Regions from separate parts of the Homo sapiens genome. Here region 1 is linked to region 2. A link is an interaction called in ENCODE POLR2A ChIA-PET data of the cell type or tissue named here. Cell type or tissue: Panc1. All regions are shown on one strand. Links, peaks and the distances in the headings refer to the core of each region. The heading gives the core; the rest is flanking DNA. Region 1 has its middle 4.3 kb from the start of DDX39A. Region 2 overlaps TECR (trans-2,3-enoyl-CoA reductase).

Region 1 (5,226 bases), core at 1-5,000, 130 kb before region 2:
AATTAGCCGGGCGTGGTGGCGCATGCCTGTAATCCCAGCTACTCGGGAGGGTGAGGCAGGAGAATCGCTTGAACCTGGGAGGTGGAGGTTGCAGTGAGCCGAGTTCGCACCATTGCACTCCAGACTGGGCAACAAGAGTGATCACCTAAGGCCAGGAGTTCAAGACCAGCCTAGGCAACATAGTGAGACCTCATCTCTACAAAAAATAAAATAAAATAAAATAAAAATTAGCCAAGCATGGTGGTTGATACCTGTACTCCCAGCTACTCGGGAGGCTGAGGCAGGAGGACTGTTCGAGCCCAGGAGTTTGAGGCTTCAGTGAGCTATGATTGCACCACTGCACTCCAGCCTGGGTGAAAGAGTGAGACCCAGTCTCTAAAATAAATGAATAACACATTGTAATTAAAGTCAAAGTCACGGCCGGGTGTGGTGGCTCACACCTGTAATGCCAGCACTTTGGGAGGCTGAGGCGGGCAGATCACCTGAGGTTGGGAGTTCGAGACCAGCCTGACCAACATGGAGAACCCTCGTCTCTACTAAAAACACAAAATTAGCCAGCCGTGGTGGCATATGCCTGTAATCCCAGCTATTCGGGAGGCTGAGGCAGGAGAATCGCTTGAACCTGGGAGGCGGAGGTTGCGTTGAGCCAAGATCGCACTATTGTACTCCAGCCTGGGCAACAAGAGCGAAACTCTGTCTCAAAAAAAAAAAAAAAAAAAAGTTGAAGTCACCTGTGCTTCACTCCAACTCCTTTCCTCCCAGTACAGAAACAATGCCCTAAAGAAAAACAGTCGTACTGAACAGTTACTGCACCCACCTTTACAAGAATTACAGTCATGGGGTCACATAATGACACGGACATGTTGAGGAATGTCTCCATAGGCAATCTTGTCATTGTATGAACATCATGGAGTTTGATACAGTTTGGATGTTTGTCCCCTCCAAATCTCATGTTGAAATGTGATCCTTCTTGAGCCCAGGAGGTTGGGGCTGCAGTGAGCCATGTTTGTGCCACTGCACTCCAGCCTGGGAGACAGAGTGAGACTGTCTCAAAAAAAAAAAAAAAAAAAAAAAAGAGGAAAGAGGCCAGGTGCGGTGGCTCACGTCTGTAATCCCAGCACTTTGGGAGCTGAGGTGGGCAGATCACGAGGTCAGGAGATCGAGACCATCCTGGCTAACACGGTGAAACCCCGTCTCTACTAAAAATACAAAAAATTAGCTGGGCGTGGTGGCGGACACCTGTAGTCTCAGCTACTTGAGAGGCTGAGGCAGGAGAATGGCGTGAACCTGGGAGGTGGAGCTGGCAGTGAGCTGAGATAGCGCCACTGCAGTCTGGCCTGGGTGAAAGAGTGAGACTCCGTCTCAAAAAAAAAAGAGAAAAAAGAAAAAGAATAAAACAAAAATAAAGAAGAAAGAGGAAGGAAGGAAGGAAGGGGAAACGAAGGAAGGAAGCCAGGCAGGCAGACAGGTGATCCGCAGTGTTGGATGTGGGACCTAGTGGGAGGTCTTTTTGGTCACAAGGGTAGATCCCTCATGAATGGCTTAGTGACATTTCCATGGTAAAGTGAGTTCTCCTTCTATTCATGAGATTGCTGATCGTTTAAAAGAGCACGGCACTGCTATCCTCTCTCGGTCTGGCTTCCTTCCTGTCTCACCATGGAATGCCTGCTCCCCTTCCCCTTCAACTATGATTGGAAACTTTCCGAGGCCCTCCCAGAAACAAATGCTAGTGTCATGCTTCTGGTACAGTCTGCAGAACTGTGAGCCAAATAAACCTCTTTATAAATTACCCAGACTCAGGTATTCCTCTATAGCAATGCAAACTGACCTAGACAAGGGAACTTAGATAAACCTAGATGGGTCTGGGCATGGTGGTTCATTCCCAGCACTTTGGGAGGCCAAGGCGGGTGGATCACGAGGTCAGGAGTTCGAGAGCAGCCTGGCCAACATGGTGAAACACTGTCTGTACTAAAAATACAAAAATTAGCCGGGCATGGTGGTGCGCACCTGTAATACCAGCTACTCAGGAGGCTGAGGCAGGAGAATCACTTGAACCCAGGAGGCGGAGGTTGCAATGAGCCGAGATCCTGCCATTGCACTCCAGCCTGGGCAACAGAGTGAGACTCCATCTCAAAAAAAAAACCTAGATGGTATGGCTACTACACGTGTAGGCTATGTGGTATAGCCCAGCAGTCCCCAACCTTTTTGGCACCAGGGACCTGAATGATGGAAGACAATTTTTCCATGGACGTAAGGAGGGTGGATGGTTCTGGGATGAAATTGTTCCACCTCAGATCATCAGGCATTAGTTAGATTCTCATAAGGAATGGGCAACCTCGATCCCTCACATGCACAGTTCACAATAGGGTTGAGCTGCTATGAGAATCTAATGCTGTTGCTGATCTGAGAGGAGGCAGAGCTCAGGCTGTAGGTAATGCTCACCCATCACTCACCTCCTGCTGTGTGGCCTGGTCCCTGACAGGCCACAAGGCCAGGGAGGGGTGGGGGTGGGGACCCCTGCTATATAAAGCCTACTGCTCCTAGGCTACCAACCCGGACAGTGTGTAACTGTCTGAATACTGTAGGCAATTGCAACACAATGCTAAGTATTTGTTTTGTTGTTTTTACCTTCATCTTCTTTGTGATGTTACAATGGTAGGTATTTGGATATCTATACATATCAAAACATAGAAAAGGTACTGGGTGTAGTGGCTCACACATGTAATCCCAGAACTTTGGAAGGCTGAGGCAGGAAGTTCAAGACTAGCTTGGGCAATGTGGTGAGACCTCTTCTCTACCAAAGGAAAAAAAAAAAGCTAAAAAGCTACTTCATATAAATTTCCTTTCATTTCCCTTTTTATTTTTCCCATTTACTTTTTTTTTTTTTTTTTTTTTTTTTGAGACGGAGTTTCACTCTTGTTCCCCAGGCTGGAGTGCAGTGGCACGATCTCGGCTAACTGCAACCACCACCTCTCGGGTTTAAGCGATTCTTCTGCCTCAGCCTTCCGAGTAGCTGGGATTACAGGCACCTGCCACCATGCCCGACTAATTTTTATTTTTTTTCAAACAGGGTCTGGGCCAGGCACAGTGGCTCACGCCTGTAATCCCAGCACTTTGGGAACCGAGGCGGGTGAATCACCTGAGGTCAAGAGTTCAAGACCAGCCTGGCTAAAATGGAGAAAACTCGTCTCTACTAAAACTACAAAAATTATCTGGGCATGGTGGCAGGCACCTGTAATCCCAGCTACTCAGTTGTCTGAGGCAGAATAATCTTGTGAACCTGGGAGGTGGAGGCTGCAGTGAGCTGAGATCACACCACTGCACTCCAGCCTGGGCGACAGAGCGAGACTCCGTTTCAAAAAATAAAATTACATGATATAAATAAAAAGAAAAAAATAAACAGTCTGGCTTTCACTCGGGCCATAGTGCCAGGTGAGATCTCAGCTCACTGTAACCTCCACCTCCTTGGCCCACTAATTTTTGTATTTCTTAGAAGAAATGAGGTTTTGCCATGTTGTCCAGGCTGCTCTGGAACTCCTGAGCTCAAGCAATCTTCCCGCCTCTGCCTCCCCAAAGTGCTAGGATTATAGGCATGAGCCACCCCGCCCAGCCTCCTTTACTTTATACATTTTTTCACTTTATATATATATGTGTGTGTGTGTGTGTGTGTGTGTTTGATACAAATGGTATCAGACTGCATCATTTTGTTCCTTTCTTTCTCTTTAGTATCATTAAAAAATAACTAGAAGCTGGGCCCAGTGGCTCCTGCCTGTAATCCCAGCACTTTGGGAAGCTGAGGTGGGTGGATCACTTGAGGTCAGGAGCTCAAGACCAGCCTGGCCAACATGGTGAAACCCCATCTCTACTAAAAACACAAAAAATTAGCCAGGCGCGGTGGCACACGCCTGTAATCCCAGCTACTCAGGAGGCTGAGACAGGAGAATTGCTTAAACCTGGGAGGCAGAGGTTGCAGTGAGCCGAGATCGTGCCATTACACTTCAAACTGGGTGACAGAGCAAGATTTTGTCTCAATAATAATAATAATAATAACTAAAGATGATGCTCTCCCTATGCTGCCCAGGCTGGTCTAGAACTCCTGTCCTCTGCAATCCTCCCACCTCTGCCTCCCAAAGTACTGGGACTACAGGCCTGAGGCACTACGCTTAGTCCTTTTTTTTTTTTTTTTGAGAGAGTCTTGCTCTGTCGCCCAGACTGGAGTGCAGTGGCATGATTTCGGCTCACTGCAACCTCTGCCTCCCAGGTTCAAGCGATTCTCCTGCCTCAGCCTCCCGAGTAGCTGGGACTACAGGCGCCCACCACCACGCCTGACTAATTTTTATATTTTTGGTAGAGACAGGGTTTCACCATATTGGCCAGGCTGCTCTCCAACTCCTGACATTGTGATCCTCCCGTCTCGGCCTTCCAAAGTGCTTGGATTACAGGCATAAGCCACCGCGCCTGGCCTTTTTTTGTATTTTTAGTAGAGACGGGGTTTCACTGTGTTAGCCAGGACGGTCTCAATCTCCTGGCCTCGTGATCCACCCACCTCGGCCTTCCAAAGTGCTGGGATTACAGGCGTGAGCCACCGTGCCCAGCCTACCTTGCAGTTTTCTAGCTTGTCTTTCCCAAGTTTACTCCAGTACCTGCCCTTCAGGGAAGCCTACACTGACTGCTTCCTCTGAAGTGCGACAGCTACCCCCTCCAGCCTTTGCAGTCTGGGATACCTTTCGCCTGATACCTCATACTGTGCCCACTCATTCCTTTCACAAAGACGGACGTAGCACAGGCTCTGTGCAATTTCAGGGAGGAGTAACATGCAAAATAATCAAACAGGGCCAAGGGCCAGAAATGACGTCGGTGTGGTCTAGGAAGATTGCTCAGAAGATGTTACATTTAAACAGATAACTAAATGAGCAAAAGGGGCCAGCCCTGGAAAGATGTGATAGAAAAGCATTCCAGAACAGATAACAGCCAGTGCAAGGGCCATGTGGTTGGAAGTAAGGTGAGACTATTTGTTTTTGTTTGTTTTTTTTTTGACGGTGGGAGGTGGTTTGTTTTTTTGTTTCTTTGGTCTCACTCTGTTGCCCAGGCTGGAATGCAGTAGCATGATTTTTGTTTTTTATTTGAAACGGAGTCTTGCTCTATCACCCAGGCCAGAGTGCATGGCACTGTCTCGGCTCACTGCAACCTCTGCCTCCTGGGTTCAAACAGTTCTCTGCCTCAGCC
Region 2 (5,481 bases), core at 298-5,297:
CCTCCTGGGCTTAAGTGATACTCTTGCCTTAGCTTCCTGATTATGCTAGGACTACAGGTGCATACCACCTACAGCCGGCTACTTTTGTTTTTTTTTGGTAGAAATGGGGTCTTGCGATGTTGCCCAGGTTGGTCTTGGGTCTTGGGTCTTGGACTCTGGGCCTCGAGGGATCCTCCTGCCTTGGCCTCCCAACCATGTGTGTGTTTAATGGGCATTTCTTTTTTTTTTTTTTTTTTGAGACGGAGTCTCGCTCTGTCACCCAGGCTGGAGTGCAGTGGTGTGATCTCAGTTCACTGCCACCTCTGCCTCCTGGGTCAAGCGATTCTTCTGCCTCAGCCTCCCAAGTAGCTGGGACTACAGGCGCCCACCACCATGCCCAGCTAATTTTTTGTATTTTTTGTAGAGATGGGGTTTCACCGTGTTAGCCAGGATCGTGTCGATCTCCTGACTTCATGATCCGCCCCCTCGGCCTCCCAAAGTGCTGGGATTACAGGTGTGAGCCACTGTGCCTGGGCCTAATGGGCATTTCAAACTTTACATGTCCAAAATGGAGCTTCTGATTTTTCCTCTTGAACCTGCATTTCCCCACCCCCTTGGTGGCAGTTCCGGCCTGTTTGTTACCCAGGCCCTAAGCTGTTTGACTCTGCTCTTTCTCTCATGCCTCATGTCCAAATGTCAGCACATCCCTTAGCTCAGCATTCTAGAATTTAACCACTTCTCATCAGCCTCACTGCCGTTACCAGGCCTAAGCCAGGGGTTGGCAAACTTAATCCAGCTAGCAAAGATCTTAGGCTTTGCCTAAGGGTCTCTGCAGCACTGCTCATCTCTGTCGTCTCTTTTTTTTCTTTTAGAGACGGAGTTTTGCACTGTCGCCCAGGCTGGAGTGCGGTGGTGCGATCTCGACTCACTGCAACCTCCGCTTCCCAGGTTCAAGCAATTCTCCTGTCTCAGCCTCCCAAGTAGCTGGGATTACAGGCACGCATCACCACGTCTGGCTAATTTTTGTATTTTGGTAGAGACGGGTTCACCATGTTGGCCAGGCTGGTCTCAAACTCCTGATTTCAAGTGATCTGCTCACTTTGGCCTCCCAAAGTGCTGTGATTACAGGCGGGAGCCACCGCATCCAACCATCTCAGACATCTCAGCAGCAGTGATACCACTGTGGCAGCCACAGATGACATCCAGTGAGCATGGCGTGTTCAATACAACTCTATTTATGGACACCAAAATTTGAATTTAATTTTCACATATCATGAAATAGGTTTCTTTGATTTTTTTTTTCCATCCGCTTAAAAAGGTAAAAACGTCATGTATTTTTTAAAAGATAAAACAAAAGTTAAAGCCATTTTTAGTCGGTTCAAAAGCCGGCAGTAGACCAGAGTTGCCCTATCGGCTGTAGTTTGCTGACCCATTTGTCTAAGCCATCATTACCTTCACAGAATTATTTCCACAACCTTTAATTGGACTTTTTTTTTTTTTTTTTTTTGAGATGGAGTCTCACTCTGTCGCCAGGCTGGGGTGCAGTGGTGCGATCTCAGCTCACTGCAACCTCTGCCTCCCGGGTTCAAGCAGTTCTCCTGCCTCAGCCTCCCAAGGAGCTGGGACTACAGGCATGCGCCACCATGCCCAGCTAACTTTTGTATTTGTCATAGAGATGGGGTTTCACCATATTGGCCAGGCTAGTCTTGAACTCCTAGTCTTGAAGACCTTGTGATCTGCCCTCCTTGGCCCCCTAACCCGGCTAAGTTTTTAAAAGTTTTTGTAGAGATAAGGGTCTTACTATGTTGCCCAGCCTGGCCTCAAACTCTTGGGCTCAAGTGATCCTCCTGCCCTGGCCTCCCAAAGTGCTGGGATTACAGGCATGAGCCAGCGTACCTGACCTGCACTCAGCTTTTGGCCTCTTTATAAAATACTGTAGGCCAGGCGCAGTGGCTCACGCCTGTAATCCCAGCACTTAGGGAGGCTTAGGCGGGCAGATCACGAGGTCAGGAGTTTGAGACGAGCCTGACCAACATGGTGAAACCCCATCTCTACTAAAAATACAAAAATTAGCTGGGCATGGTGGCATGCACCCGTAATCCCAGCTACTCAGGAGGCTGAGGCAGGAGAATCACTGGAACTCGGCATGCGGAGGTTGCAGTGAGCCGAGATTGTGCCACTGCGCTCCAGCCTGGGCAACACAGTGAGACTCTGTCTCAAAAAAAAAAATAAAAAAAATAAACTATACACCTGCCCCCTTCAACTGCCACTCCCTGTCCCCTTTCCTTTCTTTCTTCTTTCCATGTCGCACGTCACCTTTGAACATATTACATATAGCGATTTATTTCATTGTCACTCTTTCTTTGCCAAGATGTGAGTTCCATGCGAGCAGGGATTTTTGTCTCTCCTTCTATAGCTGAACCCCACAGTCCTTAACAGGGCCTGGCATGTGTCAGTGAACAAACGAGCCTCAGTTTCCTTACCTGCAAAAGAGGATGAATACATTGTAAAGGAGATGATTCGTGTTGAGGATGAGCCTCCGTGCCTGGCTGGTTGTGAGTGGGCGGGTGGTGTTAGCTGCCGCCGCGTGTATAAAGCCTGCCACGTAGATCCCAGTCTAGGCTCTTTGGCAAGCTGAGCTCATGGGGGTGGACTAACCTGTCTGCTGGACTCGGGCAGTCGGGGGTTGGCCCGGATGAGCTCCTCCTGCTCCTCCAGTCAGTTTGTATCTGCAGGGCTCAGCCTCTGGCCCCCTTCCAGCTTCCTGGTCCGACAGCGCCTTCCTGCCCTGAGTTGGAGAGAGACCCAGGTGTCGTCCCCAACTGCCACCCAGCTGTGGGTGCAGGGATGCAGTTCTGGACCATCCCCTGGGGGTCTGGGACCTGGGGAGTTGAGTGTTTGGCCTTTACACTGGAGCTCCTTGAGGGCTGGCCCCAGCGGCCAGGAGTGTCAGTTTTTTGGTTTGTTTGTTTTTTAGATGGAGTCTTGCTCTGTTGCACATGCAGCAGTATAGTGGCGTGATCTCAGCTCACTGCAACCTTCACCTCCTGGGTTCATGCGATTCTCCTGTCTCAGCCTCCCCCGTAGCTGGGACTACAGGCCCGTACCACTATGCCCAGCTAATTTTTGTAGAGACAGGGTTTCACCATGTTAGCCAGGCTGGTGTCGAACTCCTGACCTCAGATGATCTGCCCACCTTGGCCTCCCAGAGTACTGGGATTACAGGCATGAACTACCACACCCGGCCGCTCCTTTTACTTATGAGGACACTCCTTTCTCTTATTAAGTCCACCTTAAATTCAGGATAATGTCATCTTAAGATCCTTAATTATATCTGCAAAGACACTATTTTTTTTTCTTTTTTTGATATGGAGTCTTGCTTTGTCACCCAGGCTGGAGTGCAGTGGTGCGATCTCGGCTCACTGCAACCTCCACCTCCCAGGTTCATAACGATTCTCCTGCCTCAGGCTCCTGAGTAGCTGGGATTACAGGCACCCACCACCACACCCAGCTAATTTTTTTGTATTTTTAGTAGAGATAGGGTTTCATCATGTTGGCCAGGCTACTCTCGAACTCCTGACCTCAGGTGATCCACCCACCTCGGCCTCCCAGAGTACTGGGATTACAGGCGTGAGCCACTGCACCTGGCCAATTATTATATTTTGTGTAGAGAAGGAGTTTTGACATGTTGCACAGGCTGCAGGAATTCCCTAATTCCTAAGCAGTCCCTGTGTTAGATGGTCTTGCAGGCACACCCATTTACTAGTTGGAGAAGCAGACAGGCAAGGCAGGTCTGACACCGCCCCCTGTGGCAGTGCCTCTCAGTCAGCATTGAGGACGCGCCCCTGCTTTTCTAGGCCCATTGGCTGTCTTAGCTAGTGACAGGAAAACATGCAGGAGGCATTGCCACAGCTGTAAACCCTGCCTGGGCCCCGCTGTGGTATGAGTTGCTGATAGACCTTTTGCTCTGGTACAGCCTGGCTGTGTGAGGCTGTGGGGCAGAGGCCAGCGGGCTGGGTCCTCAGGCCAGGCAGAGAGGCTCAGTTCTTGGTGTCTGCTGGAGGATCGCATCCAGGGTGGTGGGTTTTTTGTTTTTTTGTTTTTGTTTTTCTTTTGTTTGGTTTTACCCTTATTTCTTTATTTCTTCCTTTCTTCCTCTTTTTCTTTCCTTTCTCTCTCTCTCTCTCCCCCTCCCTCCCTCCCTCTCTCTCTCCCTCCCTCCCTCTCTCTCTCTCTCTCTCTCTCTCTTTCTCTCTTTTTTTTTTTTTGAGATGGAGTCTCGCTCTGTCGCCCAGGCTGGAGTGCAGTCAGTGGTGCAGTCATAACTCAGCCTTGACCTCCTGGGCTCAAGCAGTCCATCTACCTTGGCCTCCCAAAGTGCTGAGATTACAGGCATGAGCCACCGCGCCTGGCCTTTTTCTTTTCTTTCTTTCTTTCTTTCTTTTTTCTTTTTTTTTTTTTTTGAGATAGCGTGTCTTCTGTCCCCCAGGCTGGAGTGCAGTGGTGCAATGATAGGTCACTGCAGCCTTGACCTCCCGGGCTCAAGCAATCCTCCCAGTCTGGCCTCCCAAACTGCTGGGATTATAGGCGTGAGCCACCGTGCCCGGCCTGCCTTTTCCTTTCTCTGTTGCACATAGCCCTGCTCTCTAGGATGGAGGCATTATTTTATTGTAGGAGCTTTGGGCCTGAGCAAGCTGGGTGGACACTCACATGGGCACTTCCAGGCTACTTACCTTGGGCGAGGGCTTCCTCGTTCCCAAGCCCCAGTTTTCCAAGCCACGTAACAGGCATCACAGTCTTTTTCTTTTCTTTTCTTTTCTTTTTTTTTGAGAGGAGTCTCGTTCTGTCGCCCAGGCTGGAGTGCAGTGGCGCAATCTCTGGCTCACTGCAAGCTCCGCCTCCCGGGTTCACGCCATTCTCCTGCCTCAGCCTCCCGAGTAGCTGGGACTACAGGCACCCGCCACCATGCCCGGCTAACTTTTTTTGTACTTTTAGTAGAGACGGGGTTTCACTGTGTTAGCCAGGATGGTCTTGATCTCCTGACCTCGTGATCCACCCGCCTCGGCCTCCCAAAGTGCTGGGATTACAGGTGTGAGCCACTGCGCCCGGCCCAGTCTTTTTCTTATAGGGCCTGGGTGAGGCCTGGGTGGCAGTCTCAGCATAGTCCTAGGTACAGGGTGAGCATCTGATAGATGTCACGTCTGAATGAAACGGGCGAGATCAGCGTCGCTCTGGGTGGGCCAGTGCTCCTCGGAGGCCCTGAGGGCACAACCGCAGGGATGGGTGTAGGCTGTGGGTACCACTGAGAATGGGGGGCAGGCCCAGGGCTGAGACCCAGGTTCTCCAACTTCCCACTGTGTTTGTCTTGTGCCATATTCATCCTCTATGAATGGCTGTGGCTGCTCGCCCAAGCCAGGAGCTCGTGCGTCCGATGACCATCTTCCAAGGCTGGATTGCTACCTGCTCGCTCGGGGCTCTGCTGGATGGGAACAGCAGCTCCAG

Evidence for each region. ChIA-PET counts read pairs that join two places held together with the same protein. Peaks named below come from ENCODE experiments on the same cell type or tissue, not always from the same donor. Only the 100,000 strongest peaks of a DNase experiment are listed, where the experiment ranks them.
Region 1: POLR2A ChIA-PET joins it to region 2 with 15 read pairs; 4 of 35 experiments call an interaction of 5 or more read pairs at or near these places.

The regions. Positions count from the first base shown.
Region 1 is chr19:14,421,068-14,426,293 of GRCh38, forward strand. No RefSeq gene overlaps it. Among named protein-coding and RNA genes, the nearest start is that of DDX39A, 4.3 kb to the left of the region's middle. In Panc1, for the core only: no CTCF peak of the experiment used is centred there; no DNase peak of the experiment used is centred there.
Region 2 is chr19:14,547,746-14,553,226 of GRCh38, forward strand. All of the region lies in intron 1 of TECR (trans-2,3-enoyl-CoA reductase), which reads left to right. It also overlaps a transcript of DNAJB1 not described here. Among named protein-coding and RNA genes, the nearest start is that of TECR, 21 kb to the left of the region's middle. RefSeq lists an enhancer at 3,936-4,435. In Panc1, for the core only: no CTCF peak of the experiment used is centred there; no DNase peak of the experiment used is centred there; H3K4me3 peaks cover 305 bases; H3K27ac peaks cover 1,906 bases.